Regions from separate parts of the Homo sapiens genome. Here regions 1, 3, 4, 5 and 6 are each linked to region 2. Evidence: chromatin loops called from intact Hi-C (ENCODE). Cell type or tissue: A673. All regions are shown on one strand. Each heading gives the region's core, and the rest is flanking DNA. Links, peaks and the distances in the headings are about the cores only. Region 1 overlaps CA5A (carbonic anhydrase 5A). Region 2 holds the start of LOC102724467 (a long non-coding RNA gene). Region 3 holds the start of SLC7A5-AS1 (SLC7A5 antisense RNA 1). Region 4 overlaps ZNF469 (zinc finger protein 469). Region 5 overlaps SLC7A5 (solute carrier family 7 member 5). Region 6 holds the start of ZC3H18-DT (ZC3H18 divergent transcript).

Region 1 (4,807 bases), core at 297-4,296, 130 kb before region 2:
ACCATGTTGCCCAGGCTGGTCTCAGACATCTGACCTCAAGTGATCTGCCCGCCTCAGCCTCCCAAAGTGCTGGGATTACAGGTATGAGCCACCGTGCCTGGGCGATGACAGTAATTTTAATAATAACAATAACACCAGTCATAATAATAGTAAGTGGCTACCATTATTTGAGCTCTCACTGCGTGCCAGGGACTGTGAGGGAGGTACTTTGTAAGCATCACCGTACTCAATCCTTGCCATGGGCCCCTGAAGTAGGCATCATTATCCTTTTATAAACGTCTAGTCTGGGCCACAGACCTATAAAACAACTTGCAAAGCCCCACCGTGTGAAGCCAGGATTGGAGCCCACATTTGCCTGGCTTTCAAACCAGTGCCAATATGTGATGGTCTCAGAGGCTAACTTCCAGGGAGCAGTCTAGGTTCCATCGTCGCGGAGTTCTGTGGGCAGGGGCTTGCAGTGGCTGCGGCCCCTGCCTGCCTGGGGAGGTGGCACACAGAAGCCCTCAGCCGTGTCACCCTTTACAGCTTGGGAACGTGCACTACCTCCCAGAGTGGCACCGGAAGCAGGCCGGTCCTTTGCAGCATCATGTTATTTGAAATTTCCAGTAATTAGAACATCTCAAACTTCTCGTGTACTAATTTTAAGCCTTCAAACAACCCGTGCCTGCCAAAAGCCTGCTCATCTTGGTAAAAGCCCCGAACTACAAATAGATGGCTATTAACAGCATCTGTTGTAATAGCAGAGACAATATTCTCTGGGGCCAGCACGTCACAGCCTGGAGCCGGCCCCAAACGTCATCTGTTATTATGTTTGGAGAGTCTGGCACGCGCTGAGGCAATCGTTCAATTATATCTCCATGAGCCGGTTCTGACGCACCTGCTTACACAGAACGCTGAGGCAACAGTGGCCAGTGCTGCCCGGTGGACCAGCCCTGCTGATAGCAGAGTCCGGGGGATGGGGGCTGGCAGCTTAAAGACCCCTTTTCGTGAATTGGGCTTGCCTTTTTTTTTTTTTTTTTTTTTGATTAAGGAGAATACCCTGACATTGTATTGTCATTATGAAAAGTCACTTTAGGCTGGGCACAGTGGCTCATGCTTGTAATCCCAGCACTTGGGGAGGCTGAGGCGGCAGATCCCTTGAGGTCAAGAGTTCAAGACCAGCCTGGCCAACATGGTGAAACCCCGTCTCTACTAAAAATACAAAAATTAGCTGGGCATGCTGGTGGGTGCCTATAATCCCAGCTACTCGGGAAGCACAGGTGAGAGAATCGCTTGAGCTCAGGAGGTGGAGGTTGCAGTGAGCCAAGATCTGGCCATTGCACTCCAGCCTAGGTGACAGCAAGGCTCCATCTCAAAGAAACAAAAACAAAAACAAAAATTAGTGGGGTGTGGTAACACATGTCTGTAGTCCCAGCAACTCAGGAGGCTGAGGCAGGAGAATCACTGGAACCTGGGAGGCAGAGGTTGAAGTGAGCCGAGAGCACCCCACCGCGCTCCAGCCTGGGTAACAGAGTGAGACTCCACCTAAAAAAAAAGAAGTCACTTTGAGATTATTTTATCCAGGTCTGCAGCCTTAAATTGGGTCCCTAACTTTACTGGCAAGGCAAGTAGCAGAGTTTGGCCTGAACCCTACTACAAAAGCTGAGGGCCTGGACCGTCAGACCTGGGTGAGGTTGCCGGCTAAACTGGGGCAGGTGACCGAACCTCTCTGCGTCTCAATTTCCTCATCTCAAAGTTGGACTCACAGGACCTGCTCTGTAGGGCCATTGTGAGGAGTTCATCCTGGGAGGAACATAAAGTTACCTCGCAATGCCCAGCAGGTAGCAGGTGCCCAGCGAACGCCAGCTCCTCCGCTGCACTCTGGTACACACCAAGCCTTCTCCATCACGACAACGACGTGAGCTCATGGACAGGATGCGTGGTGCCCGGGACACGGCAGAACCTGGCCAGTGAGAGCCTTTGCCCCTTAATCAGCTGTTTCACCCCATGAAGGCTTCAGTGGCTTCCAGTTCGTTGTTTTTTGTTTGTTTGTTTGTTTTAGAGTGCTTCCTTTACGTCAAGCGTTGTGCTAAGGACTTCGTATTTCCCATGTGACTTAACCGTAACAGCAGTCCTATGGTGGGGGTTCAAGGATCATCCGCACTTTACAAATGGGGAAACTGAGGCTAGAAGGGGTGCAAAAGCTGGACCTAGAGCACACAGTTTGGGAGTGGTGGCCCCAGCTTCTGAACGTGCGTCCGACTCCAGACCCCACTCCTGACCCCATGCTGTGTTGTCTACAGGAAGAGTAACGAAACACGGCTTTCCAGTTTTTAAAGAAATACGCTTGGCATTTTGCTGGTGGGCGGTCTTCGCGGCGCAGGTCTAATTTCGGAATTTACAGTGGGATTTAAAATTTGCAGTGAGATTCTCTGTTTCACCTTGAAAGAGGCTCAAGGTGTATGAATCCCACACTAGACTGATGCTGAAGAGGAGCCTGTGGAATCCACACCCGCTGGCATTTCCAGTAAAAAGGCCTCTGTGTCTTCCTGAAATGCGTGCGCCCCGCGCGGGCTACGTTGCTCTTCACCGAACTGCCACCAGGGGCCGCTCCAGCCCAGCCCGAGTGATCCATCGGCCCCTGCACCTGCTGTTCCCGAAAACGCAGCGGCCCAGCCTTCCTTTGCAGTTATCCTCTTAGAAGAACGAACGTTTCGCTTCCCTCCTCATTTGCGTATCATAGAGCCAGAGAGACCCAGTAGCCTTTTTGGGTTTTCCCCTGAGCGTGCTTGGTCCCCAGCCCAGGGTGGCCGCCGTTTCAAGCAAGTCCCTTGTTCAGGTACAGGCGTGCAGATGCCCCGAGCCAGCCTGAGGAGGGGCCGCATGTCCCGAGGGCCCCATGGTTCCCCTCAGGAGGCAGATTGGAAAGGGCTGACTTGTCTCTTACTCCAGTGAGTAGAGAGGCGGGGGATCCGGCCCATCAGAGGCTGCTGCAGTAAAGAATTCTGTGAGAGGCTGGGCACAGTGGCTCACGTCTGTAATCCCAGCACTTTGGGAAGCCAAGGCAGGCGGATCATGAGGTCAGGAGATCGAGATCATCCTGGCCAACATGGTGAAACCCCGTCTCTACTAAAAATACAAAAAAAAAAAAAAATAGCCGGGTGTGGTGGTGCGCACCTGTAGTCCCAGCTACTTGGGAGGCTGAGGCAGTGAGGCAGGAGAATCTCTTGAACCCGGGAGGTGGAGGTTGCAGTGAGCTGAGATCACGCCACCGCATTCCAGCCTGGGCGACAGAGTGAAACTCTGTCTCAAAAAGAAGAAAAAGCAGAAGAAGAAGGAGGAGAAGAAGAATTCTGGGACAGCTCGGGGTCGGGAAGGATGAAGAGATGCCTGTGGGCTCCAGCCCTGCTGGAAACCCTTGGGAAAGTCTTCCAGCCCCAGAGTTAGCACAGCACCTTACCCTGCAGAGGCTCAGGGCTCACAAGTCCCTTCCGGTCCCAGCAGCTCCCGTTCCTGGCCCTTGTTGGTTGGCCACAGTCTGGAGGGTGACTTTTCTACTAGGTTTTGTGGGTGGGGATCCGGCAGGCATCGGCTGTCAGTGGACTTATGCCTCATGCAGTTGGCGTCGCTCTCTTTGGAACCCTATTTATGTGCCTACGTAGAACCCTAGGGTGCTTGAGCTGGGACCAGGAGAAACGTGTAGTAACTCTCTTTACACAGACGAAGCTGCGGAGCCCCTGAAGGGTGTGCGATGCGCAATCACCACCACTGCCATCATCAGACAACACTTTACAAAATGCCTCCTGCCTTGTCTCCATTTATCCTGCCCGCCCTTCTCATTTAACAGGTAGAGAGGCTTAGGCTCAGAGAGGCTAAGCTACTTGCCCAGGGTCACACAGCAAGTTAGAAGCAGAGCTGAGTTGCAAATCCAGGTCTTTAACTATTTCTGTGTTCTGTGGACTTTCCTAGAGATCCCAGGCGGTTCCCCAACTGCCGTGGGAAAGGCTCGATTCCACTGTAACACACAGAGCTGCTTACCGACCAAGTGATTCGATGAATAAATCAGTGGACTGACTAATCCCATTCGTTCCTGTATTCATTCATCCCATGAGGGTTCGTTGTGTGCCTTCGATGACCCCTTCCTGCACTAAGTCCTGTTGATACAGTGATGGTCCAGACGGAAACAACCGCTTTTGTTTGTTTGTTTGTTTGTTTTTGAGACGGAGTTTCACTCTTGTTGCCCAGGCTGGAGTGCAGTGGCGCTATCTCGGCTCACTGCAACCTCCGCCTGCCAAGTTCAAGCAATTCTCCTGCCTCAGCCTCCCAAGTAGCTGGGATTACAGGCACCTGCCACCACACCTGGCTAATTTTTTGTATTTTTAGTAGAGGTGGGGTTTGACCATGTTGGTCAGGCTGGTCTTGAATTCCTGACCTTGGGTGATCTGCCTACCTTGGCCTCCCAAAGTGCTGGGATTACAGGCGTGAGCCACCACACCCAGCCTAGAAACAGCCTCTGCTCTAAGAGTGCAACTGGATGGGACTTAACTCAGTCTTACAAATGGCATCTACCAGGCTGGGTCCAGTCTAATTTGTCCATGAAGCATCCATCATCCCTGCCTTCTAGGCATTTCTATTCTAGAAGAGATGATACAGACATGCGTGAATTTCCACACAGTAAACTTATCATGAGTGAGCCCATCCCAAGAGAGAGAGGCAGACCCCCTGGGAGGCTCCACCCTCAGTCACCCATCAATGCACTTTGATGCTGCTGGGGCTGGTCGGCTGCAAACCCCCTTTCCCCCACAGACACAGGCCGAGGCAGAAGCGA
Region 2 (4,734 bases), core at 1-4,000:
CCTGAGGTCGGGAGTTTGAGGCTAGCCTGACCAACGTGGAGAAACCCCATCTCTACTAAAAATACAAAAAAATCAGCCAGATATGGTGGTGCATGCCTGTAGTCCCAGCTACTCGGGAGGCTGAGGCAGGAGAATCACTCGAACCCAGGAGGCAGAGGTTGTGGTGAGCCAAGATCATGCCATTGCACTCCAGCCTGGGCAACAAGAGTGAAACTGCGTCTCCAAAAAAAAAAAAAAAAAGAAAAAAGAAACCCTGTCTGTACTAAAAATACAAAATTAGCAGGGTGTGGTGGCGCATGCCTGTAATCCCAGCTACTTGGGAGGCTGAGGCAGGAGAATTGCTTGAACTTGGGAAGCAGAGGTTGCGGTGAGCCGAGGTCGTGGCATTGCATTCCAGCCTGGGCAACAAGAGTGAGACTCCCTCTCAAAAAAAAAAAAAAAAAAAGGAATGTAGCTTCTTGTACATTATTGACCTGGGGGTAGGGGTGAATTTGGGATTTCGGGACATTGCTTCAGAGGGCATCCTGACTCCCTCTCGGCCAGGTGAGACCTGGTGGCAGGGCCCCAGCGGCTGCCTGGGGACCAACCACCCGGCTGAGTGCCGGAGCAGCCAGCTCTGACGTCCGCGACCAGAAAGGACGCCAGATGCTTCTGTTGACGTTGACAAAGGGCTTTGCCAGGAGGCTCAGGCCCGCCTGCGGGCTGGTCCCCATCCTTCCTCTTAGACCCCGCGAGGGTGATGCAACCTTCGCATACTGCGGTTGCGAGGCTCCAAGGCCGCCTTCTGCGCGGGAGGAGTGACCCCTGGCGGCCGACGCAGACATTGCGGGCTTGGTGCTTGGACTCAACTTCTGAGCTGTGTTGCATCAGCCAACGGGCCCTAAGGAAGCTGAATAATGCCTCAGGCTTCCTGCCACCCTGCAGGCCGGGAAGTTGGCAGGTGTGGCGGGTGGGGTGAGGGGTCCGAGTCCCATGGCCTAGGACGTTCATTTCTCCGAGGCTCGGTCTCTCCTCTGGTGGGACCATGTCTCGAAGAGCCCCTGGCTTGGCTTCTGGAGCTGGCGGCCAGGTAGGAGCCCCCAGGAAAGCTCCATCGGCTGCTGCTGAGCCGAGCTCTCCTGAACCCGGCCTGCGCTGCCCCCAGCGCACCTGGACCACAGACCCAAGTGATGTGATATGAAGAGGGAATGAAACGCTGACAGGGAGCGCTGGCTCACGTCTGTGATCCCACCACTTTGGGGGGCCGAGGTGGGTGGGTCGCTTGAGCCCAGGAGTTTGTCACCAGCCTGAGCAGCATAATGAGACCCCATCTCTGTACAAAATATTACAAAATTAGCCGGGCGTAGTGGTACACGCCTGTGGTCCCAGGTACTTGGGACGCTGAGGCGGGAGGATTGCTTGAGCCCAGGAGACAGAGGCTGCACTGAGCCGAGATGGCACCACAGCACTCCAGCCGGGGAGACAGAGCGAGACCCTGTTCCGAAAGAGAGAGAGAGCGAGAGGGAGAGCGAGAGGGAGAGAGAAAGAGAGAGACAGAGGAAGAAGAAAGAAAGAAAGAGAGAGAGAGAGAGAGAGAAAGAAAGAAAGAAAGAAAGAAAGAAAGAAAGAAAGAAAGAAAGAAAGAAAGAGAAAGAAAGAAAGAAAGAAAGAAAGAAAGAGAAAGAAAGAAAGAGAGAGAACAGATTGCCACTTGCTACTTTTAACATACTATTACCAAGGAATGTATTGGCAGACCCGGACCATTTCTGACCCTTGACTCCTCCTGTCCAGGGCTGGGAGTGGAGAGTCAGAAATGGGGACCTGGTCAGGGCAAGGGGGCAGATGCTCGGCTCACGTCGTACCTGGTAATTTAGAAATGCAGCAAGTCTAGTCATGTAGATCTCTGGCTTTCTCTCTCGTTGCTTATTCTTTTATTATTATTAAATGAATGTTAATGTGGAAACGCCGTGTGCACGTGGGCAGAGCCAACCGTTCATGAGCAGTGTGCTTGTCGCCCCCTGCCGGCCGGCTGCTGCCCTGACCTGAATTATCCGCATCTCCGTCATGGTCCCCCAGAGCCACCAGGAAGATCAAGGAGCCAGGGCCACCCTCACGTTGCCTAGGCAACAGCATCCGTGATCAGACTGTAAGGCAACTGGGACCCATGCGTGCTCCCCGGGGGAGGCTGCAGGTTCACGTCGGTGTCCGGGTGAGTATGTCCCCTAACCATACTTCCTGGAAGGCGGGAGTTGGCTTCTAGGCACCCACCCGCTGTATCCCAACCTCTGCGCAGCACTGGCATCACGGGAGGTGCTGTTTTTGGATAAATCATGACTGACATGAAAAGATGCGCCACCTCCTGGCCGGCGTGTGGTGCTGTCCATGCTCTGGATTTTGGCCACAGCAACACCCGTCCAATGGCTTCTCATGGCTGTTAGAGTTTACATATCCCTGATAGCAGACGTTTGCGGATAAATGTCCATGACTTTTTTTTTTTTTTTTTTTTTGAGACGGAGTCCGCTCTGTCGCCCAGGCTGGAGTGCAGTGGCGCGATCTCGGCTCACTGCAAGCTCCGCCTCCCAGGTTCACGCCATTCTCCTGCCTCAGCCTCCGGAGTAGCTGGGACTACAGGCGCCTGCCACCACGCCCAGCTAATGTTTTTGTATTTTGTGGTAGAGACGTGGTTTCACCGTGTTAGCCAGGATGGTCTCGAGCTCCTGACCTCGTGATCCGCCCGCCTCCGCCTCCCAAAGTGCTGGGATTACAGGCATGAGCCACTGCACCCAGCCAAGAAATGTCCATGACTTATAAAGTCGTTAGTCAACAATTTCCCCATATCCAGGGAACACTTGAGGGACTGGGGTGCCAGGCACGTTTTGGGGGGCCCCACACAGAGTGTCTGGCAGCAGAGAGGGGAGCAGGAGGCCTCCACAACCTCTCAGTAATTCCACCTGCACCTTGCTTTTGCCTTGGGTCAGTTTCCAGCAGCTCCCTGGAAAAACCAAGTTTGTGTTTTTACTTTCAGTGTTGACCATGTTTCCAGGTCCCCAGCTACAGCAGTCCCCTCTGCTCCACCCCAGGCTACAGCAAAAAAAGAAAAAGAAAGAAACATAGGCAGATATGAGATATGAATCAGAGTGAGAGCCAACAGCAAATTCTTTTTTTTTTTTTTTTTTTTTTTTGAGACAGGGTTTTGCTCTTGTTGCCCAGGCTAGACTGCAATGAAGTGATCTTGGCTCACTGCAACCTCTGCCTCCCGGGTTTAAACAATTCTCCTGCCTCAGCCTCCCAAGTAGCTAGGATTACAGGCACCTGCCACCATGCCCGGCTAAGTTTTGTATTTTTAGTAGAGACGGGGTTTCACCATGTTGACCAGGCTGATCTCGAACTCCTGACCTCTGGTGATCCGCCCACCTTGGCCTCCCAAAGTGCTGAGATTACAGGTGTGAGCCATTGTGACTCGCTCTGACAGCAAATTCTTTTTTTTTTGAGACGGAGTCTGGCTCTGTCACCCAGGCTAGAGTGCAGTGGCGCAATCTTGGCTCACTGCAACCTCCGCCTCCTGGGTTCACGCCATTCTCCTGCCTCAGCCTCCCAAGTAGCTGGGACTACAGGCGCCCGCCACCACGCCCGGCTAATTTTTTGTACTTTTGGTAGAGATGGGGTTTCACCGTCTTAGCCAGGATGGTCTCGATCTCCTGACCTTGTGATCCACCCACCTCGGCCTCCCAAAGTGCTGGGATTACAGGCGTGTGCCACCGTGCCCGGCCTCTCCCCCCGCTTAAGAAGGTACTTTGTAATATTCTCCCCCTAACCTTGTGAATGTACTTTGTAATATTCTCCGAGCCCTTGAGAATGTACTTTGTACGCCTATCCCAAAAGGGTAAGAATTAATGATAATCCCACCACCCTTTGCTGACTCCTTTTTTGGACTCAGCCCGCCTGCACCCAGGTGAAATCAACAGCCTTGTTGCTCACACAAAGCCTGTTTGGTGGACTCTCTTCACACGGACGTTTGTGACACAGTGGTGTGATCTTGGCTCACTGCAACCTCCGCCTCCCACGTTCAAGCAATTATCCTGTCTCAGCCTCCTGAGTAGCTGGGATTACAGGCACACACCGCCATGCCTGGTTAATTTTTTGTATTTTAGTAGAGACGGGGTTTCACTGTGTTGCCCAGGCTGGTCTTGAACGCCTGAGCTCAGGCAATCCGCCCACCTTGGCCTCCTAAAGTGCTAGGATTACAGGCGTGAGCCACCGTGCCCAGCCTAATTGTTAGTATTTTTTAGTAAAGACGGGGTTTCGCCATGTTGGCCAGGCTGGATTTGAACTCCTGACTTCAGGTGATCTGCCTGCCTTGGCTTCCCAAAGTGTTGGGATTCCAGGTGTGAGCCACTGCGCCCAGCCTTCATTCACTGTTTATCAATCATTTATTTTATTTTATTTTATTTTTTAAGACGAAGTCTTGCTCTGTTGCCCAGGCTGGAGTGCAGTGTCGCAATCTTGGCTCACTGTAACCTCCATCTCCCGGATTCAAGCAATTCTCCTGCCTCAACCTCCCGAGTAGCTGGGATTACAGGCATGTGCCACTACACCTGGCTAATGTTTTTGTATTTTTAGTACAGATGGGGTTTCACCATATTGGGCAGGCTGGTCTTGAACTCCTGACCTTGTGATCTGCCCACCTCGGCCTCCCAAAGTGCTGGGATTACAGGCGTGAGCCACCGCGCCCAGCCCACTTATTAACATATAACA
Region 3 (4,807 bases), core at 408-4,407, 59 kb before region 2:
CTACGCAGAGGGGGCCCCGCGTCTCTAAGCCTCCCCTACCCGGAGGGGTGGAGTGGTGGTCTCCCCTCACAGCGACCGCAGAGGAAGTGTCTGGGGATCATCCTCAAGCTCAGCTGCTGGGGGAGTCAAAGGGGAGAAGGGTTTAAAATCTGATACCAAGCCACACCCAGAACCAGCTATAAGCCAGAATGCCTGGGGAGTCCAGGGCAGAGGTCATTTTAAATCTGAGTACAGAAAGATTGGAGTCTGCCACAGAGTGGGGTTCGTTAGAAGGCACGGCTGCTGCTGGCTTGGCAGGCGGGAGGCCAGGCCCGGGCGGTGTCACCGGGCAGCTCAGCCAGGCTGGCCTCGCAGTTCCCGAGGCTTCTCCCACTGCCCTCCCAGGGCTGGGGGAACAGGGAGTGGGTGCTCTGGCCAGCTTCCTACTGAACAAGCTCTGACTCCCAGCCCGCTGCCGGCAGGGCACCGTGCTGAGCCTGTGGAGGACCCCACGGGGGAAGGCAAGATCCCCACCTGCAGGCCGTAGCTTGCTCCAGGGAGTCCCAGAGGAGGGGGCAAATCAGGACCAGCAAGGGCTCCCCAACAAGCAGGCTGGGCAGGGGTCACTGGAAAGCCCTGTCCTGGGAAGTCCCCCCAGAGGCCAGAATCCAGCCTGAGAGGTCCTCTGCAGAGGGCTCTTGTGAGCACAGAGGGCGAGGGCTGGCCCGGTGCAGAGGGCTCCCAGTGAGCACAGGGAGGGCGAGGGCCGGCCCGGTGGGGCCCAGCTCACTGGTTGTGCCTGCCTAGGACTTCGGGAACTATCACCTGGGCGTCATGTCCTGGATCATCCCCGTCTTCGTGGGCCTGTCCTGCTTCGGCTCCGTCAATGGGTCCCTGTTCACATCCTCCAGGTGAGCACAGCCCGACCCACCACAGGTGAGGGAGGCCCAGGCCTCATGGCCAGGTTCAACATGTTCCATGTCTGTAAAAGGTTTGTCTCTGTGATACTGGGGATGCATAATTGCTCAAATAGGCCAGGCATGGTGGCTCATACCTGTAATCCCAGCACTTTAGGAGGCCGAGGTGAGCAGATCGCTTGAGCTCAGGAGTTCGAGACCAGCCTGAGCAATATGGCAAAACCCCGTTTCTACAAAAATATACAAAAATTAGCCAGGCGTGGTGGCACGTGCCCGTAGTCCCAGCTACTTGGGGGGCTGAGGTCGAAGGATTGCTTGAGACCAGAAGATTGAGACTGCAGTGAGCCGAGATGGTGCCACTGCACTCCAGCCTGGGTGACAAAGTGAGACCATCTCAAAAAAAAAAAAAAAAAAAAGGCAGCAGCAAGCCCAAATAATACAGAAATAAAGGAAGCATGAACTTTGGCCCTCGCCTCCCCACTCCTGCCTGGAGGTGACACAGCTGTGGTGTCCTAGATGCCCTGTGGCCGCCGCTTGACCCCCCGGGCTGGAGTGAGCAGTGGCTCCCAAGTTGCTGTCCTTGCCGAGTTGGTTGGGGGAACTGAGAGGCCCACAGCCAGCGGCTGGAGGGGCCTGGTTCCCACTGTGGCCAGAGAGGCCCAGACAAGCCAGGCACAGGCCCTGCCACTCCCCAGCCTGCGTGTCCCCTGTCCACGTGCTGAGTTGTGGGGCGGTGGCTGACTCTGCCACTCTTGTCTGTCCACAGGCTCTTCTTCGTGGGGTCCCGGGAAGGCCACCTGCCCTCCATCCTCTCCATGATCCACCCACAGCTCCTCACCCCCGTGCCGTCCCTCGTGTTCACGGTAAGCCTGCTGCACGGCCCTGTGCCCTACATCCCTGGGGGTTGTCCGGGGGCTCCCAGAGGGAGGCTGCCACAGCTTGCAGCTCTGTCTGGGGTGTGGACTGGGTGACAGCTCAAATGTGGCCTCCTGCCGAGCTCCGCTGAATGCCAGAGAGCGCTGGAGGGGCTTTAGATTTTATTCCAAAAATAATATATGGTGGCTGCCACAAACGATTCAGACCATCGGAAATGCGGGAGGCAGAAGCTGACCCGGGGTGCTGCTCTGCCAGCCGCCTGGCTCACTGCACCTCCGTGGGCGCCCACTCTGTTCGTTTCTCAGCGGGGTGCATCACACACAGTTTCCTTCCGCTTCTCCTGCATCTTTCCGTGCCAGCCCGCGTGACTGCCTTTGTTCCCTCTGGCTGTGTCACACATCACTCCAAAATGTAGTGTTCTAAAAGGAAAAGCACTTATTATCTCACAGTTTCCGTAAGTCAGGAATTCAGGGAGCTGGTGCCTGAAGCTGTGTTCTCATCGTAGGGTGTGACCAGGGCTGGAGAGGCCACTCCACAGTGGCTTCCTCCAGGGCTGTGGGCTGCAGGCCCCACCCCTGAGCACACTGGGCTCCCCCAACAGGCTGCTTCCCCCAAAGCCAGTGAGATACAGCAGAGGAAGCTGGGGTCTGGCAGCTGTGGGCTGGCCTCAGAGGTCCTGGCCCTTGCTTACTACTCCTTCCCTGAGTTAGAAGCCAGTCAGGAAGGGCAGCAAGTCCTGGACTCTTTGGCAGCTGCACGGTCCTCGGGAGCACGGCTGTGCCGGGGGTTACAGAAACTGTTTTCTTGGTGACCACTGGGTTAGGTCAGGTTGTGGCCCTCGCACACAGAGCCACAGTCCAGCAGAGCCCAGCTGTGTATGTACACTGTGTTCTTCACCTGTCCTTAACCCAAATGTGGTCTCCATTTCCTCCTCTCCTCCCTCCTTCCCTCCTCTCCTCCCTCCTTCCCTCCTCCCCGCCTCTTCCCTCCTCCTCTCCTCCCTCCTTCCCTCCTTTCCTCCTTCAAGACCTTGCATGTTGCTCAGATGAGGTTTCTCCTTTAAAACAAAATTCCCTGGTGCTCAGCTGGGCCCAGCCAGGCTGGACAGTCCCCGGTGGCCACCACGGCCGTCCACAGCCCTGCTCGTGGGCCCCAGGGCTCAGCCAGCCGCCTCTCTCTTCCAGTGTGTGATGACGCTGCTCTACGCCTTCTCCAAGGACATCTTCTCCGTCATCAACTTCTTCAGCTTCTTCAACTGGCTCTGCGTGGCCCTGGCCATCATCGGCATGATCTGGCTGCGCCACAGAAAGCCTGAGCTTGAGCGGCCCATCAAGGTGAGCCCGGGGCCTCCCGCTCACCCAGGCACCCTTCACAGAGGCAGGGTCCGTGGGTCCTAAGGACCCTGAGTTGGGAGCCAGCATCCCAGCTCAGCCTCTGGACCTGCCCCTGCCTGCATGCACCTGGGTCGACTAATTCCGGTGATGACTTGACCACCAGCTACGAGGGTGCCAAGTGTGACTGCAGGAGCCGGGGTTCCTCAAAGGACAGCAGATGGCACAGAGCTTGTGCTCCGTTGGGTGGAGGGAAGCAGATAAGGACACTGCAGTCATAGGTGGGCGGTGGTGAGCCCCGGCAGGGGCGGGGCAGAGCCGGGCCTGGCGCAGCATTCAAAGGGCCGTCGGGGCTGTGCTGGCAGGAGGAATGCAGGGAACCCGGCCCGAGGAGCGCCTGGGCCCAGCTGGACTCTCCTGGACTCTCCCCGTCCCCAGCGGCTCATTCAGAGGGGTAGCTGTTATCCGTGGGCTGCCTTCTCCAAAAACGGGGCCGTCCAGCAGAGGCCATGCTCTTGCCTGGGGCCCAGCAAGTCCCGCCGCCCTGGCCCTGACACAGAACAAGAGGCCAGAGCCCCTGGTGGCTGCTAGCCAGCAGCTTTTGTCACTCAGCTGGCCTATGGCTGTCACAGTAGCCCCTGCTTCCCTGCCCGGACCATCTCTCCCTCTGTGTTCCCGAAGCCTGGGGGCCCCGGGGGTGCCTGTGAATGCTGTTGAACGGGCTTTAGGCTGGGCGCGGTGGCTCACGCCTGTAATCCCAGCACTTTGGGAGGCCGAGGCGGGCAGATCACAAAGTCAGGAGATAGAGACCATCCTGGCTAACACGGTGAAACCCCGTCTCTACTAAAAATACAAAAAAATTAGCTGGGCGTGGTGGCGGGCGCCTATAGTTGCAGCTACTCGGGAGGTGGAGGCAGGAGAATGGCATGAACCTGGGAGGCCGAGGTCGCGCCACTGTACTCCAGCCTGGACGACAGAGTGAGACTCCGTCTCAAACAAACAAAAAAAACAGGGGCTTTAAAATACAGTCAGCACAAGAACCCAGATGCTGCCCCAAGAGAAGGCTGCAGAGGGCAGGGAGGAGCCGCCCTACATGGGCACCAGCTTGTGCCTGCTGTGCCAGCCTGGGGCAGTGCCTAGGGCACAGGGCAGTCACTGCGCACAGCGGGGGCTCAGCCCCCATGGGGACCTGGGCATGGGGTAGGCTCTACCCACTGTTGTGAGCCTGGGCACGGGTTGGCGTCTGTTCCCTGGGGACAGGGCAGTCATGCAGCCCACACTGATGGGCTGGGACCTGTGGTCAGCCCTGCATCTCCCAGGGTGCCCTGTCCAAGTATGGATTCAGGACAGCTGAGTCAATCCCCCAGCCATGCCGAGCCGCAGGTTGCGGCCTGCAGGCTCCTTGCAGCCCTGCCTGGCTTCTGTGCCGGGTGGAGCTCATCTGCTGAAGGTGACAGTTTAGGCTGCAGCTTCAGGGATGGGCTTTTGCTCAGCGCTGTCCACAGCGGCGTCTCCAAGAGGGTGGTCTCCTGGCTTATTAGTGGGTGGCCACTGTCTCCTGGAAGCATCAGGCCCCTGTGCGTCCTGGCGGCTCAGGGTTTCCAGGCCTGTGATGTGGGAATGGAGCCGTGACCTTCCCTGCCCGTGGGAGGCCTCGGGAGACGAAGCTGTCTCCTTCCATCCCTCATCATAAGCCGCCTGAGC
Region 4 (4,807 bases), core at 517-4,516, 660 kb before region 2:
TCTTGGGGGACCAGGCGGCTCAGAAGCAACCCTTCTAAGTAGTGAGCACTGCCTTCCCCCACGTGGTTTCTAAGGTCACTTTGGAATTCCAGCAACAGCAGCAAGACTAAGAGGGAACCTACCACCATCCCACGGCTGCCTCAACTTACTTCCCTTCTCCATGTGGGGGAACGGGAGGTTGTGCAAATCTCCAAACATTGGCTTCTGTGGTGTCGGTGCCCACAGGGCGCAGGGGTGTGGGCTGAGGGGATGGGCTGCTGTCTCTTCAAGTACTTGGTACCAAGAAAACAGCTGTGTGGTCTCAAAAGGGCTGCAGTGGCCCCGTCTTTCACCCCCAGCCTTCCAGCAAGAAAGGGAATGCTGCCCACCTGGGCCCTGTTCAAAGCATCACCACCTCAGCTCTGACATCAAGGCCTGAGCAGTTGCACAAGAAGTCAAGTGGCCACAGAGTGGACCATCTCAGGGAGCCGGAGCTGGCCAAGGAGGCAGGCCGAGACAGGAACGCCCAGCTCCGGTCCCAGGCTCTTGCTCCTAGAAATTACTCGGAAGCATCTTTCTTTAAAGGGATTTTGAAGCCAGTTAGTCTCTGCCCGAAGAGCTGGCTGAGGAGGTCACTCTGGGCCTCGGCCGTCCGGTGGGTGTGTGGCTCGGCAGGTTCAGCACCGTGGACAGCTGTGCCCCTCTTGGGGGGCCTGAGCAGGGGTCTCCCCTGGGGGAAGGCCTTGCCCAGTCTGTCCTTCCTCTGTGTGTGGCCCGGCTCTGCCTTCCGCTGCTCTGATGGTGGCGGCCTGGGTTTGTTCTGGCTGTTGGGCTTGGGCTTGGTCGGGAGCACGCGGCTGGGAGTTGCCTGCTTCCGAGGGGTCCGGGGGGGCTTGTCAGGGGCTGAGGGGGCTCTCCCGAAGCTCCCCACACTTTCACTCCTGGCTGGCCCTGGGACCTGGCCCTTTTTCCTCTTCGTACTGCTCTCTCCCTTCTCCTTGGGACCTAGGCTCCCGTGGGGCCCCTGCTCACCAGCTTCCCTTGGCCCCTTGGTGCAGCTCTTGGCTTGGGCTCGAGCGGGGAGCCTCTCTGGTGCAGGGCTCCGGCTGGGGAAGCTGGGCTTGGCTGGGGTGGTGGCTGTCTCGCTCTGGAGCTGCCCGCTGGCTGGCTGGGGCTGGCTGCCACCTCCTGTCTTGGTGCCGGGGCGAGGGCTTCCACTGCCCTGGGAGCTGGGGCCGGGTTTGGCTTTGGGGGTGGCGGGCTTCATCCCATTCTCTGTGCCACGGGCCAGCTCCCCGGGTGCCAGGCTCCCCACCGCCTTCCTTGGGTGCACTGGGAACTTGAGTGCTTTGCTGGGGGTGGATGCTGCCGACCTGTCCTTTGATGAGCTCTGGCAGCCCGCAGGCTTGGTGGCGCTGCCCTTGTGGAAGGCGCCTCGGGGCCCCCCCTCAGACACCATGTGGCTTGAGGACACCTCCTTCTCTTTCTGAAGTAGGTGGTCTTCCTGGAAATGGTCAGGGGCACACCTGCCACGGGCACCCGGGGCCCTGCGTTTCCCTGAGAACACGAGAGGAGCCCTCTTTCCCTCCGCATCTTGGCCTCTGGCTCCCGGCCGCGGCAGAGATGCCCCCAGAGGGAGAGCTTGCTGGAGAAGAGGCCCGGGGCTGCCTGGGGAAGCCTCGTTCTCTGGCCTCTCCAGGGCTCCGTCCAGCGCGCAGTCTCCTCTGCCATCAGCCAAGGCAGCTGGGAAGGGAGACAGAGACGGCGGGGGACACTCCTGGTGGTTGGATGGCAGCTCACAACCTCTGATCGGGTGGGTCACGGGGTCTACAGGCCTCTCTAGGGTCTCGGGCCATCCCTTGGTGGTGCTGGGAGCCACCTCCGAACACAGGTGGAGCAGGGCCGGGAGAGAGCCCTCACTCAGGATGGGGCTGCTTCCCCGGGGAGGAGGCCTGTCCTCGCCGGGCCCAGGGGCACTGCCGGGCATGGCCACCCTGCGCCGTTTGCTGGGCAGTGTGCCCTCGAGGGCCCGGGCCTTCTGTCCCGGCGCTCCCGGCCTCCGCACGCCGCGGAACGCGAAGGGCTGCCGCCCCCCCCTGAGGTGCTTGTTCATGTGGCGGTCGAACTGCTCCTTCTTGGCGAAGGTGTAGTTGCAGGAGCTGCAGGCGAAGGACTTCTTGATGATGCGCATAACCGTGGCGCAGAGCTCGCAGGCATACAGCGGCGTGTGCTGCAGCTCCGGCCGCTCCAGCAGCCCGTGCGCCCCGCCCAGGTGTGCCAGCAGCTCCCCGTGCTCGGGGTAGACCCGGGGGCACCGGGGGCACAGGTAGACGCGCTGCGGGCTGTGCACCGCCAGGTGGCGCTGCAGCTTGAAGGGCTTGGGGAAGCGCTTCCCGCAGTGGTGGCAGTCGCGGGAGGGGTCCTTGCAGGCCTCGTGCACCGGGGTGGCTTGCAGGAGGGGCTCCCCGCCGGCCCAGGGGTCGGGGGACGGGCTGGGGGTCGTCCTGGGGGGGCCCGGGCTGCCGGCGTCAGCCAGGGCGGTGGCAGAGGCGCTGTCTGGGGTCGCGGCCCCGTCTGGGTTGCTGGGGGTGCTGCGTGCCCGGGGTTTCGCCCTCTCGCCCGGGCTGTCTTTCTTGGCTTCTCCCTCTTGCCCCCACGGGTCTCCCGGGCTCCCGGCGGCCTTGCCGGCGGAGCGCTTGCCCCTGTGGTGTTTGGGCGCGGGTTCCGTGATGCTGTTCAGAAGGTGGGCGACAGCGCTGCTGCCCTCCAGGCCTCCGGGCAGGTCCCCCAAGGACCTCCGCGCCTGCCCCCTGCGGGCGAAGCGGACCGCGTGCTCACGCAGGTGCTCGTTGTACATCCAGACGTCGGCCACCTCCTTCAGGCACATGCCGCACGCCCAGGGCCCGGCCTTGCTCTGCGCGTGCCTCTCCTGCAGGTGCCCCCGCAGCAGCTCCCGCGAGCCAAACCTGCGCTCCACGCACATGTAGCAGGTGGGCGGCGGCGCGGGCGTGTGGGCCAGCTTGTGCAGGTCCAGCTCGCCCAGGCTGCGGAAGCGCTGGAAGCACACTTTGCACTTGTAGGAGGCCCGCCTGCCCTTGGCCGGCCGGCCTCTGCCTTGGGCCCTCCCTGCCCCTGCAGCCTCCTCTGTCCTTCGGCTCTGTGGCCCCTGTGAGCTCGCCGTGCCCTCGAAGTCTAAGAAGCTGGGGCCGGGGAGACCCACGGGGTCTTCAAAGGGTCCCAGAAAGCACAGGTCTTGCATCTCAAACTTGGTGCTGAGCACCTCAAAGTCCGTGGCACGGAGCGGCAGCAGGTGGGTGTTCCCGGGAAGCCCACCGTCACAGCGTTCTCTCTCCAGGCTGGGGGGCTCGGGGCTCACATCTCCGAGAGAAGAGGAGGAGTCATCGGCAGGGGCCGGCATCTCCAGGCCTCGCCAAGCCGCTGGGACCATGTGCAGCTCAGGAATGGCCTCCGGCCGATCGTCCTCGGGGCAGTGGGAGGGCAGCTTCTCTGCACCAGCTTCCCTGCTGGGCTCCAGGGCCCACAGGCTGAGGCCGGGGGCCCAGGGGTCAATGCCAGGCACCCTGCTATTGAGGAACCCATCCAGGAGGAAGGACTCGGGCAGACCTGCGGGATCCTCGTCCTCCCACGGGTCCTCATGGCAGAGGCAGAGGGAGCTGGAGTCGCTGAGGTCCGTGGGCAGGCGGGCTGGGCCCAGCGTGGGGTCACCGCCCTCCTCAAAGCTGGGCTGGGTTGGCAGCGGGAGCACCGGCTTCTCACAGCGCTTCCCGTAGACATGCGGGTTCCTCTTTCTAGTCAAGCGACCGCCTGGAGGGAAGAGCTGGGAGAAAGAGACCTCATCATCAAACAAGCTTGGAGGATCCTTGGCACTGGAGCCAGAGGCATCAGGAGTGGGGCCTTCAGGCCCCTGGACTCCACCCTGGGTGTCTGGGTTGTCCGGGAGGCCCTGGAGGCAGCTGCTGGTGGTGCTGTCCGCCGGAGAGCTGGAAGTCTCGGGAAAACCCAGGGGGCCCAAGGGGGGCGTGTTCTCCTCCCAGACACCTTCCTCTGATCGGCTGTGGGCCCTGCTGCTGTCCTCCGCAGGCTCGCTCCCAGACTCTTTGCACACACCCAACGCCTTGGTCTCTCTTGGTCCCCAGAACCCCCTTGCCGAGGCTCCCTTCTGCCCAGTTGGCTGTTCCCCCAGAGCTGCACCATCCATCCTCCCTGGACACAGCATCCGATCTCCAGGTGGCTTCTGGGCCCCAGTCTCCCCTGCACACAGAGCCTCCTGGTCAGTCTCCGCTGCACCCTCCATCACCCCAGGTCCCAGAGTGGCCAAGCGAGGCGGCTGCTCCCCGTCAGCCTCAGGCCCTCCTTCCACAGAGAGGCAGTGGCTCGGAGAGGCTGCGTAACTGGCCATTGCAGGGGATGGTCTGGAGCCGCGCCCATCTGAAATCACATCAGCAGAGACTGGAAGAATGCTCTCCTCCCGGAGCCTTCTCCCTCTCAGCTTTCCCCTTTTCTTATTTGACTTCCCCTCTGAGTGGCTAGGAGAGTCCACGGTGGGCTCTCGGCGCCACCTCCGGCCTTCTCTTTTTTCTGCCTGTTTGGGATGCAGCTCATCTTCCCTGGCCTGGTCTGGTCTGGGCTTGGAGGCCGGAGTCTTCACATCTACCTCATGCTCAGTAGGGCTTGGAGGGTGCAGCTGCTGGCTGTGTGGGGACCCCGGTGCTCTGAGAACCTCCTTTGAGCCCTGGGCAGGCGGTGGCTGGGTGACGTGGCTGGGGTCTCCCCGTGAGTGATTTGGTCTCTCCTTCCCAGACACCCT
Region 5 (4,807 bases), core at 433-4,432, 72 kb before region 2:
CCACCAGCTCACAGATCCCTGAATAGTGGCTCAGCGTGCGCACATATTGCAACAGAACCCCCCAAAACACACACACACACGCACACACACACAGTGGCTCAGCGTGCCTATATATTGCAACAGAACCCCCAACACACACACACACACACACACACACACACACACACACACACACACACAGAGGCTCAGAGCTGGGTGCCTTACAGGGCCCAGGAGGACGTGCTGGTGTCTGGAGACCTGTCTGAGCGTGCCTGACCCCACATCTCAGCGCCTCCTGGGGCAGGCGTTCTGGCCATCTGTGTGGGGTCACTCAGGCTTCTGAAGCACACGGTGCTATTTTGGGTTTCATCGTATGCCCCCAAAGCAGCAGGGCAGCAGGGTCTGCTCTGCTCACCACAGGCCCCTGTGGCCCCTCCCAGGCTGCCGTCCCCAGGTGACTGGCCAGGTAGTTCCGGGAAAGCGGGACACCCCACTTCTGTTGGAATCCACAGAAGATCCTCTTTGAGGAAAGGGCCCCGCCCTCATGGAGTCCGGCAGTCGGGCTGTGCGTGGGTCTCACAGTCAGGTCAGGGTGCTGAGTAGGTACAAAAAGGTGTAATGGGCGCCTTCCAAGTGGCAGGGTCACCTTGCTCACCTGGGTCTCTGGAGGCAGTGACCCCACTTGAAGTCCTGACTACAGGTGGGACTCCATGGCCTGGTGTGGTGGGGGGTGAGGAAAGGTCCCTTGCAGATCTTAAGGGGCACCTGGGATCCAGCCCTTAGACCTGAAAGGACTGCGAAGTTTATCAAAACAGGTCTCAGAAAGTCAGAACGTGCCCTAAGGGCTGGCAGGGGACTGGAGCTGTTTAAGGAGCTTGTTTTTCTGGTGGACCTGGCCCTGGGGTGGGGGTGGGGTCGTCACCTCCCAGCCTACCCCTGAGCTGGCGTCTGTCTGCCCGTGGAACTCACCGCTGCCCTCTGTCTCCACAGTGCTGCTCACGGCCGTGAACTGCTACAGCGTGAAGGCCGCCACCCGGGTCCAGGATGCCTTTGCCGCCGCCAAGCTCCTGGCCCTGGCCCTGATCATCCTGCTGGGCTTCGTCCAGATCGGGAAGGGTGAGTACGTCCCCCAGGCCCCACCGGCGGCCCCTCGAGGCTTTGCCTGTGTGTCCTTCACAGGGCATGAGGTCCCGTCCCCGGGTGCCTCCCAGTCCGCAGCTCTGCAGTGCTGTACAACGTGGAGATTTCCCTCTGGGAAAATCACCCAGCAAGTGAAATCCGACCCAGAGGGGGACACAGGAGTGCTCCCGTGGGACAGCGTGGCCACCACTGGGAGGGGCTCTGGCAGTTTTTCTTGTTTTTTACGCTGCGATGTCTGTGAATCTTGAGAGCCCAGCTGATGCGTTGTAACCTCACCTGGGGGCGATGTGGAACATTCCAGGCCTGGCAGGGGCTATGCCTGCCATGCAGACCTCACCCGAGCCATCTCACCCTGGGTCTGTCAGAGTCCCACGTGCTGTCGCCCCTCACCCACCCCCGACGGGGCCATGCTCCTGGTCATGCTGTGATTCATTCATCATTCCATGGGCAGGTGTGGGATTGTCTCTGTGTTTCTGTCTGCTTTTTAAAGAAGATGAGGTAAGCATGGAAAACAAAACAAACGTGGTAACCCCATCACTCAGACGTGTCCACTGTTAGCATTCGGGAACAGGTGAGAGCAGTCTGGCGCACAGGTTTTAAGGCTGGCTGGCCCAGACTTTGGTCTTGTGCTGTGTGATCTTGGGGAAATCACTGATTCTGAGCCTTTTTCCCAGCTGCTTTTTCTCTTGGGGCTGGTAGAAGGAATAAAGAGAGTGAGTGTGAAACAGCCCCCGCCCCTTTGCACCTGTGTTCTCTGTTGACGTGGACTGACACAGTTGGTATTTTGCTGGGTGTCTCTGGACCCTTTAACACACACTCCATAGATCTGTGTTCTGTGTCTGCCTGCAGAGCCTCCACCCTTTCCACACTGCCATTCCGCGGTGAGGTCGGGCTGGGGTTTCATAAGCAGTTCCCATTTGTGTGGTCACAGACCCTGGGACACACTGTCCTTGGCACTGGATCCCACCCGTGGTTGGGTACAGTTGAAGTGGGGGGCCCTGTTGCTTGAGTCCAGCAGGGATGCCTCTGTCTGCAGTTCCTTCTGAGTTTGTCTCCATCCATGTTGGAGCCAGCCTAGGAGCAGAGCAGTTAGGAGCTGGCCTCCTTCTCTTCTCTCCCAGAGCCTCAGGTAGAGATGATCCCAGTCCTGGAGCTGTGGAGCTTTCGCTGAGTGCAGGCACCCGGCGGATGCACGCTCTGGTGACTCGCAGTCACCGATGGCTGCAGAGAGGCTGCCTGGTCCCACATGGCTGTAGGGGAGGCAGGTAGGACCCCAGGGCTGCAGAGGACAGGGCAAGGACCTTGCTCCTAGAGGCAGGAAGGTCCTCACCCAGCAAGCTGTGAGCTGCCCCGCCCCCATGCACGGCCAGGCCAAAACATGCAGACACAAGGACGCTGCCTCCTCCTGTGTGGGGCCCTGCCTCAGGGCTGGGAGGCTCTCCTGTGTGCACCGTGCCACTGGTGGGCTGTGAACTGAACAGTGCCCCGCAGCACCCAGCACCCAGCACGCAGCTTTAGCTGAGCCTCCGCCTTGCTCCTGGCGCCCCCTGCTGGCTGTACGTGGCACTTCGCCTTAGGACAAAGTCTGGCTGCAGCTGGGGAGGGGTCTCCACACCAAGCAGGTAACCTGGGCCTGCAGGGGGATGCAGTGCCGGGCTATACTGACCTCACCACAGCGAGGCGAGCTCCAGGGGCTGGGGCCAGACTGTCTTTATCAAATGTATCAATCTGTACAAAGTCTGCAGCAGGTGTTAGTTACCTGCCTCATCGTCGAGGGGAAGTCCCACTTGATTCCCAGGTGGCTCTGGAAGGTTGCCCAGGTCAATCCTTCAGGAGCTCGAGCCCATCCCCCATGCATGTGTCTGACCAGGGATTCTCAGAGTCGCCCGGGGTACCAGAGCCACCCAAGAGCTGGCAGGACAGGGCTGGCAGGAAGTCCCAATTCTGAACCTTCCTGGGACCTCAGGTTCCGGCACCTTACTCAAGGCAAGACGAGCTCATTCCATGGCTCCCGGGCACTCAGAAGTTGCCCAGGGAGGTGGTTGGGCCTGAGTGACATTTTACGGGCAGGAGACAAATCCATCCTGTGCCTCCCAGAAGTGGGCACGGAAGGGGTGCTTTGCTCGTGAAGGCCTTTGCTTGGCTGCGCTCATCAGATAGCCAGGAAAGATTTAGGAGGGGAACGTGATTTTTGTAAAAACAAATTTCGGTAGGGAGAGCAAAGAGCTTTTGTTCGACTTGAATACATAATAGGTTTATAATTCCGTTAGCTGTTGAAAGCGTCCTCCCACCGTGCTCCCCCCAGCAATTCCCTTCTGAGCTTTGGGATACAGTGCAGTGTCTGCAGAATTCCTGTCTCCTGTTTGGCTTCAACAGATTTATTTTGTTACCAGATGAATGCCTTGCTTTTAGAAGATACATTGTGTTGACCCCTTTCTCCCAAAGCAGTTGTCCAACTTTATACCCCCCAGTGGACGCAAAGCCCTTGGGCAGCTGCCCCCTCCCCTCGCTGGCACCTGGCAGCAGCGCCCCCAGATACTTCAAGGCAGAGACTCCGGCCTCAATTTTGCAACGACTGGCAAGTGGCCCTTTCCGGGTCTGGAGAATGCAGCGAAAATCTGGCAGAGCAGGCCTGGCCCACGCACCTGTTCCTGCCTGTCCCGCACCCTGGGTGCCCTGCTCCATTGGGGCTGAAAAGGCTCCTCCTTGCTGCCCTTGGCCCCCAGGTGGGCCCTGTGCTATGGAAAGGCACTGGCCCTAGGGTCCTGTAGGCCTTGGCTGACCTGTTTCCTCCTCGTCAGGGAAGTTTGTAATCACCCCTTCCCAGTTGGCCATCCGCAGAACCATCTTCTGTCCCGTGTGCCGCATCTATGCCGGGTCCCAATGAGAACATGGCCCCGCATCCAGAGCTCATGGGGGGACCTGAGAGCCATAGGCACGTGAATGGGAGAGTCGCAGTGGGGAATAAGCGGGGCCCTGGTGCAGACCAGAAAAGCCCTTCTGAGGGGTTGGGCCTTTCCTGAGATGCGGGCTGGGAGGGGCAGCTGGCTGAGTGACAGGGGCGACTCTGCAGGGGCCTGAGTGGTCGGGAGCCCTTGCCTCCTCCGCGTCTTGGGGGAGTCATGGCTGCCCCTAGGCTGGGGCATGGGGACACGCAGGCTTAGGTGTCACATGAGGTTCTACAGTTAGTCCCAGCCTTTTCGAAAGGGAGACAGTACTCATGAGGGTTCAGATCTGACCCACCGTCCCATGAGTCCACTCGCAGGCTGTTGCCTAAGGAGAGGGTGGCTGGGCCTTCGCCTGCAGGGCGGAGGGTGGGAGCGAGGGCACAGGCTCTGCCGTCCCAGCCCAGCAGCAGCAGCACGTCCCTCCTGGAGGACACAATGGGGCGCTTTGTGCTTTGCTTGGGCTGCAGCCGTCAGCGGCAGAACAAACTAATCTCTCCTTGAACAGTTACAGATTGGATAGTTGGGCAGATTTAAAAAAAAGGTTGCATAAAAACTTTCTTTTCCTTCTCCTCCCACATTGTACTGTTGGAGGTCAGTATTCCCCTGGAGCAAATTTGCCCTTTCACTCTGTCCACAAAAAGGAAAGAAAGCCGCAGCCTGCCAGGGCGGCGTGCCTCTTGCTGTCCTTCACCCCAGGAGGGGAAAATGCTTCCCCTGGGCAGGGCTCAGACCCCGGCTGA
Region 6 (4,807 bases), core at 242-4,241, 780 kb before region 2:
TCTAGTCCCTGCCTCTTTTTTTTTTGGAGACAGAGTCTTACTCATCCCCCAGGCTGGAGTGTAGCGTAGCGGCACGATCTTGGCTCACTGCAACCTCCGCCTCCCGGGTTCAAGTGATTCTCCTGTCTCAGCCTCCCGAGTAGCTGAGACTACCGGCATGTGCCACCATGCCTGGCTAATTTTTGTATTTTTAGTAAAGACAGGGTTTCATCATGTTGGCCAGGTTGGTCTCAAACTCCCAACCTCAGGTGATCCACCTGACTTGGCCTCCCAGTGTGCTGGGATTACAGGTGTGAGCTGTCGTGCCCTGCCCTTCCCACATTTTTGAGACGGGGTTTTGCATGTGTTGCCCAGGCTGGAGTGCAGTGGTACAATCATGGTTCACTGCAGCCTCAAACTCTTGGGCTCAAGCGCTCCTCCCACCTCGGCCCTCAGAGCAGCTGGGAGTACAGGTGTGCACCACCATGCCCAGCTATTGTTTTCGTTTTTTGTAGAGATGGGTTCCCAGTGTGTTACCCAAGCTGGTCTCAAACTCCTGCGCTCAAATGATTTTCCCACCTTGGCCTCCTAAAGTGCTGGGATTATGGGCATCAGCACCATGTCTGGTGATCTGGTCCCTTCTTCTTTTTTTATTTTTATTTTATTCTTTTTTGAGACAAGGTCTGACTCTGTTGCCCAAGCTGGAGTGCAGTGGCATGAACAGGGCTCACTGCAGCCTCAACCCCCTGAGCTCAAGTGATCCTCCCACCTCAGCCTCCCTCGTCCCTGGGAATACAGGCATGCACTCCCGGCTTCTGGTCCCTTCTAAGAGCATGCCTTGTGCTATGGTTTGAATGTTTCTCCTAGACTTTATGTGTTGGGAACTTAATCTCCACAATTATATGCTTTTGGAGGTAATTAGGATTGGATAAGGTCATCAGAGTGGGCCCCCATGATGGGACTAGTGGCCTCATAACAAAAGAAACGGGCCGGGCGCGGTGGCCCACGCCTGTAATCCCAGCACTTTGGGAGGCTGAGGTGGGCGGAGCACGAGGTCAGGAGTTGGAGACCAGCCTGGCCAATATGACAAAACCCCGTCTGTACTAAAAATACAAAAATTAGCCGGGCGTGGTGGCAGGTGCCTATAATCCCAGCTACTTGAGAGGCTGAGACAGGAGGCAGAGGTTGCAGTGACCCAAGATGGTGCCACTGCACTCCAGCCTGGGTGACAAAGCGAGACTCCATCTTGAAAGAAAAGAAGAGAAAGAGAGACTTGGGCTGGCGTGCTCTTGCCCAGCGCCATGCTCTTGGACCTCCAGCCTTCAGAACTGTAAGAAACAAACCTCTCTTCTCTATAAATTACCCACTCTTAAGCTATAGCAACAGGTAACAGACTAAGACACCTTGTAACTTTTCTTATTCTTTTTTTTTGCTCTGCGATTACAGGCATGAGCCATCGCGCCCAGGTTAGCCCTGTCCAGACTGGCTTTGGGGGTTACAGCCCTTGTTCCCAGGGAGTGGAACTTCTGTGCTCCCAAGGGAAAGCCTGTGATGGTCACCAGCCCCCGCCCCCCACAGGGCTTGGTCTCCAGCCCGTCGCAGCTGCCAACACCCCTGCTCAGCTCTCCATCCTCCCGGGAGCCTTTTCTGTTGGGTTTCTTGGAGTTTCTTGGGGGCATATTCAGCTTAGGGGGCGGCCACGGCCTGAAGGGGATTTGCACTCAGGGCTTTGGGCTCTTTCTCCAAGTTCCCTCAGGCCCCAGCAGGTTTGGAGCCTCAAACTCTAATCCCTGTTTCTCAGCTCGGCAAGGCTGTGCTTTCTGTTTTTGGACCTCCACGCCAATGTGGGAAGATGCCCCACAAGGAAAACCAGGCTGAACGTGGGCTCACTTTCTTGTTTATGTTCGCTCAAGGGATATAGCCCCGGGCCCCACCAGCGCTGGTTACTCCCCACAGGCCCCGTTACATGCGTGTATCACACAGCGAAGCGTGTGTGTCCAGCCTGTATCCATGTCTTCAGCGGGAGGCCGAGTGCCATACCAGCGGTTCTGTCTGAAAGCATTTTACGAAGGATAGCCCTTGCTATTTCCTCAAAGAGCCACCAGAGGGCACTCCCACTCCGCCCAGCCGCTGTTCCCGGGGGGAAGGGGGGATGGGGGGGTGAAGGGTGATAGAGGGGTGGGGGGGTGGGGGGGTGGGGGATGGGGGATGGGGGGGTGGGGGTGGTCCCAGGCCCTGGACTGCAGGTGAAACCTGCAGGAAGCCCTGTCTGTTCTGTGTGGGACCCCCACTTCCATCATGGCCCCCACCACAGACACAGTGAGTCCACTCCAGTCCCTGTCCCAGCCTCTGGAGGGATGCTGGCTCTGACCCCATCTGGCCCCCTGCCTTTCCCTCGAGATGTCCATGGGCCCCCAACTCTTTGACGAGGTCTCAGACACCCCAAGGAGGCCGGGGAAAGGATTCCCGGCGCAGCTGAGCTTGAGGCTGGGGGCTTTTCTGTTGTTTCTGCAGCCCCAGGGCCTGGCACCGTAGGACCTCTGCAGGCTGGTGGGGGTGAATGAATGATTGATTGATGAATGAATGAATGAATGAATGTCAGTTCAGCTGCCATTTCACCGCCTGGAATTTGGGACTCGGACTGGCTTCCTGGCTCCTCAGCTTGCAGACGGCCTATTGTGGGACTTCACCTGGTGATCATGTGAGTCAATACTCCCAGTAAACTCCCCTCCATGTATACATCTGTCCTATTAGTGCTGTCCCTCTAGAGAACCCTGACTCATATACTGGGGGTGACGTCAACGCTGCTGTGACTGTCATTTTCTGGTTCTAGAGAAACAGTGGACCCACTGAGACCAAGGGCAAGGGGAGGAAAGGCCCGGGGTAGGGCTGAAGACACAGGTTCCAGGCCCAGCTCTGCTGCTCACCGATGAGGCTTCTCCTCTGTTGAGCAGGTACAATCGTAGGGCCCTACTCTTGAGCTTGCCGTGTGGGTTGACGGTGGCGGTCCACATACGAACACTCAGCGTGGTGCCTGGCATGCAGACAGGGTTCTGTAAATCTCGGTCGTCGTAGACGATTCCATTTATTACCACCGAGCACTTCATGACCCCTTTAGGCAAAAGACTTCCCTCTCTGGACCCCTGCCTCCACTTCTACGTGGTGGCGGGTTCAGGACTGATGGCTCTGTAGCTCCATCCCATGCCATTTCATTCCATTTTCTTCCTTAGCTTCTCCATGTCTTGGCTTCTCTGTTGGGGTGATTTCAGCACCACATGGAGGACAGCAGCCTGGGAGCTGTCCATGGAGCTGAATTCATGGGAGGGCACCTGGTGGAGAAGGCGGGGTCGGGCTGGAGGTGGGGGTGGGAGGGAATCAGCAGGGGATGGCCAGAAATGGAGGGAGCTTGCGTCCATTGGGCACAACTGGGTCTTCCACGCCATGACAGCTCATGGAGTCAGCCTTTCCTGTCGTTCCAGGTAGCCCCAGTTGGGAGCTGAGGTGTGTTGATTGGGGCTCTGGGAACCATAGCCTGCCAGCTGTGGCTTGGCCATCCCCTCTGCCAGCGCTTTCCCGCCCATCAGCCCTTTTCTCTGGAGTCCCTCCTTCAGCCAGGTCCTGAAAAGTCATACCTTTTGGCCAAGCTGCTGAAAATACTACTCAGCCAGAACTCATGTGCTCATGCCAGCCTCATTCATGACACCCTCCAAACCAGAAACAGCCCAGGAGCCGATCAACAGCTTCATGGGAAAATGTATTGCAGTCTATCTCATCGCCGGGCCCTTCCGTGGCCGTGGAGACGGGCGAATCATGGTCTATCCCGTCGCCGGGCCCTTCCGCGGCAGTGGAGACAGGCGAATTGCAGTTATGCGCAGCAAGGAAGCCTCTCTCAATCACATTGAGCAGAAGTGGCCAGGCTCAATTCTGTGGAATTCTGTGTGGATCACAAACAGGCAACATAGAGGATGGTGTTTTGGGGTGCATGTTGAGGGAGAGACGGGGTTCTCTTCATCACAATGGTGGCTGGCCTCCAGGAAGGGAGGGACAGTGGCTGGGAGGCCAGGGGCCTCTGGGATGCTGAAAAATTCTTTTTCTTCTCCTTCTTCTTCTTTTTTTTTTTGAGATGGAGACTCACTGTGTGGCCGAACCTGGAGTGCAGTGGTGGGACCTCGGCTCACGGCAACCTCTGCCTCCCAGTTGAAGTGATTCTCATGCCTCAGCCTCCTGAGTAGCTGGAATTACATGCGCCTGCCACCATGCCAGGTTAATTTTTCGTATTTTTAGTAGAGATCGGGTTTCACCAGGTTGGCCAGGCTGATCTCGAACTTCTGACCTCAGGTGATCTGCCCACTTTGGCCTCCCAAAGTGCTGGGATTACAAGGCATGAGCCACAGCACCCAGCCCAGAATGGTTAATTTTATGTTATGTGAATTTCACTCAATAAAAAAAAGACAGGAAGGGGAAAGAAAGAAAGAAAAGGCAGGGAGCCGGGCATGGTGGCTCATGCCTGTAATCCCAGCACTTTCGGAGGCCGAGGTGGGTGGATCACGAGGTCAGGAGATTGAGACCATCCGGGCTAACATGGTGAAAACCCGTGTCTACTAAAAATACAAAAAATTAGCCAGGCGTGGTGGTGGGCGCCTGTAGTCCCAGCTACTCAGGAGGCTGAGGCAGGAGAATGGCGTGAACCCAGGAGGCGGAGCTTGCAGTGAGCCCAGATAGTGCCACTGCACTCCAGCCTGGGCGACAGAGCGAGACTCCGTCTCCAAAAAAAAAAAAAAAAAAAAAAAAAGGGCAGGGAACACCAGGGGGCCCAGGGGAGTCAAGG

Evidence for each region. Peaks named below come from ENCODE experiments on the same cell type or tissue, not always from the same donor. Only the 100,000 strongest peaks of a DNase experiment are listed, where the experiment ranks them.
Region 1: it touches region 2 in a loop (14-fold over the local background); 48 of 110 quality-filtered maps call a loop at or near these places.
Region 3: a loop joins it to region 2, with 4 times the contacts of the local background. A loop is called at or near these places in 16 of 110 quality-filtered maps.
Region 4: a loop joins it to region 2, with 8 times the contacts of the local background. A loop is called at or near these places in 9 of 110 quality-filtered maps.
Region 5: it touches region 2 in a loop (4-fold over the local background); 43 of 110 quality-filtered maps call a loop at or near these places.
Region 6: a loop joins it to region 2, with 8 times the contacts of the local background. A loop is called at or near these places in 24 of 110 quality-filtered maps.

What each region holds. Positions count from the first base shown.
Region 1 is chr16:87,907,316-87,912,122 of GRCh38, reverse strand. The region is part of intron 2 of CA5A (carbonic anhydrase 5A); the gene reads left to right. Among named protein-coding and RNA genes, the nearest start is that of CA5A, 27 kb to the left of the region's middle. RefSeq lists an enhancer at 2,476-2,545. In A673, for the core only: a CTCF peak has its summit at 2,582 (motif pointing right); DNase peaks (open chromatin) are centred at 822 and 2,602.
Region 2 is chr16:87,775,322-87,780,055 of GRCh38, reverse strand. It overlaps LOC102724467 (a long non-coding RNA gene), which reads left to right and starts at 908. Exons shown (of 4, transcript NR_120309.1): 1 at 908-1,248; 2 at 2,056-2,188. LOC105371399 (a long non-coding RNA gene) reads right to left here. Exons shown (of 3, transcript XR_933871.3): 3 at 4,391-4,734. RefSeq lists enhancers at 1-323, 454-543, 874-973, 324-1,189, 1,190-2,055. In A673, for the core only: CTCF peaks have their summits at 808 (motif pointing left) and 2,037 (motif pointing left); DNase peaks (open chromatin) are centred at 785, 2,005 and 2,285; H3K4me3 peaks cover 903 bases; H3K27ac peaks cover 2,097 bases.
Region 3 is chr16:87,834,797-87,839,603 of GRCh38, reverse strand. It overlaps SLC7A5 (solute carrier family 7 member 5), which reads left to right. Exons shown (of 10, transcript NM_003486.7): 6 at 787-890; 7 at 1,663-1,759; 8 at 2,957-3,106. SLC7A5-AS1 (SLC7A5 antisense RNA 1) reads right to left here and starts at 3,339. Exons shown (of 2, transcript XR_007065175.1): 1 at 2,802-3,339; 2 at 1,917-2,191. RefSeq lists an enhancer at 1,728-2,927 and a silencer at 4,707-4,807. In A673, for the core only: no CTCF peak of the experiment used is centred there; a DNase peak (open chromatin) is centred at 2,143; H3K27ac peaks cover 3,942 bases.
Region 4 is chr16:88,435,064-88,439,870 of GRCh38, reverse strand. It overlaps ZNF469 (zinc finger protein 469), which reads right to left. Exons shown (of 3, transcript NM_001367624.2): 3 at 1-4,807. The coding sequence ends at 539. Among named protein-coding and RNA genes, the nearest start is that of ZFPM1, 16 kb to the left of the region's middle. RefSeq lists a silencer at 2,272-2,421. In A673, for the core only: CTCF peaks have their summits at 2,102 and 2,303 (motif pointing right); a DNase peak (open chromatin) is centred at 2,370.
Region 5 is chr16:87,848,012-87,852,818 of GRCh38, reverse strand. It overlaps SLC7A5 (solute carrier family 7 member 5), which reads left to right. Exons shown (of 10, transcript NM_003486.7): 2 at 970-1,095. Among named protein-coding and RNA genes, the nearest start is that of MIR11401, 3.5 kb to the left of the region's middle. RefSeq lists enhancers at 1-726, 1,633-2,538, 2,382-2,676, 2,539-3,445. In A673, for the core only: a CTCF peak has its summit at 2,675 (motif pointing left); a DNase peak (open chromatin) is centred at 2,618; H3K27ac peaks cover 3,665 bases.
Region 6 is chr16:88,559,377-88,564,183 of GRCh38, reverse strand. It overlaps ZC3H18-DT (ZC3H18 divergent transcript), which reads left to right and starts at 2,201. Exons shown (of 3, transcript NR_146877.1): 1 at 2,201-2,680; 2 at 2,813-2,933; 3 at 3,459-4,081. In A673, for the core only: a CTCF peak has its summit at 2,046 (motif pointing right); DNase peaks (open chromatin) are centred at 2,083 and 3,253; H3K4me3 peaks cover 513 bases.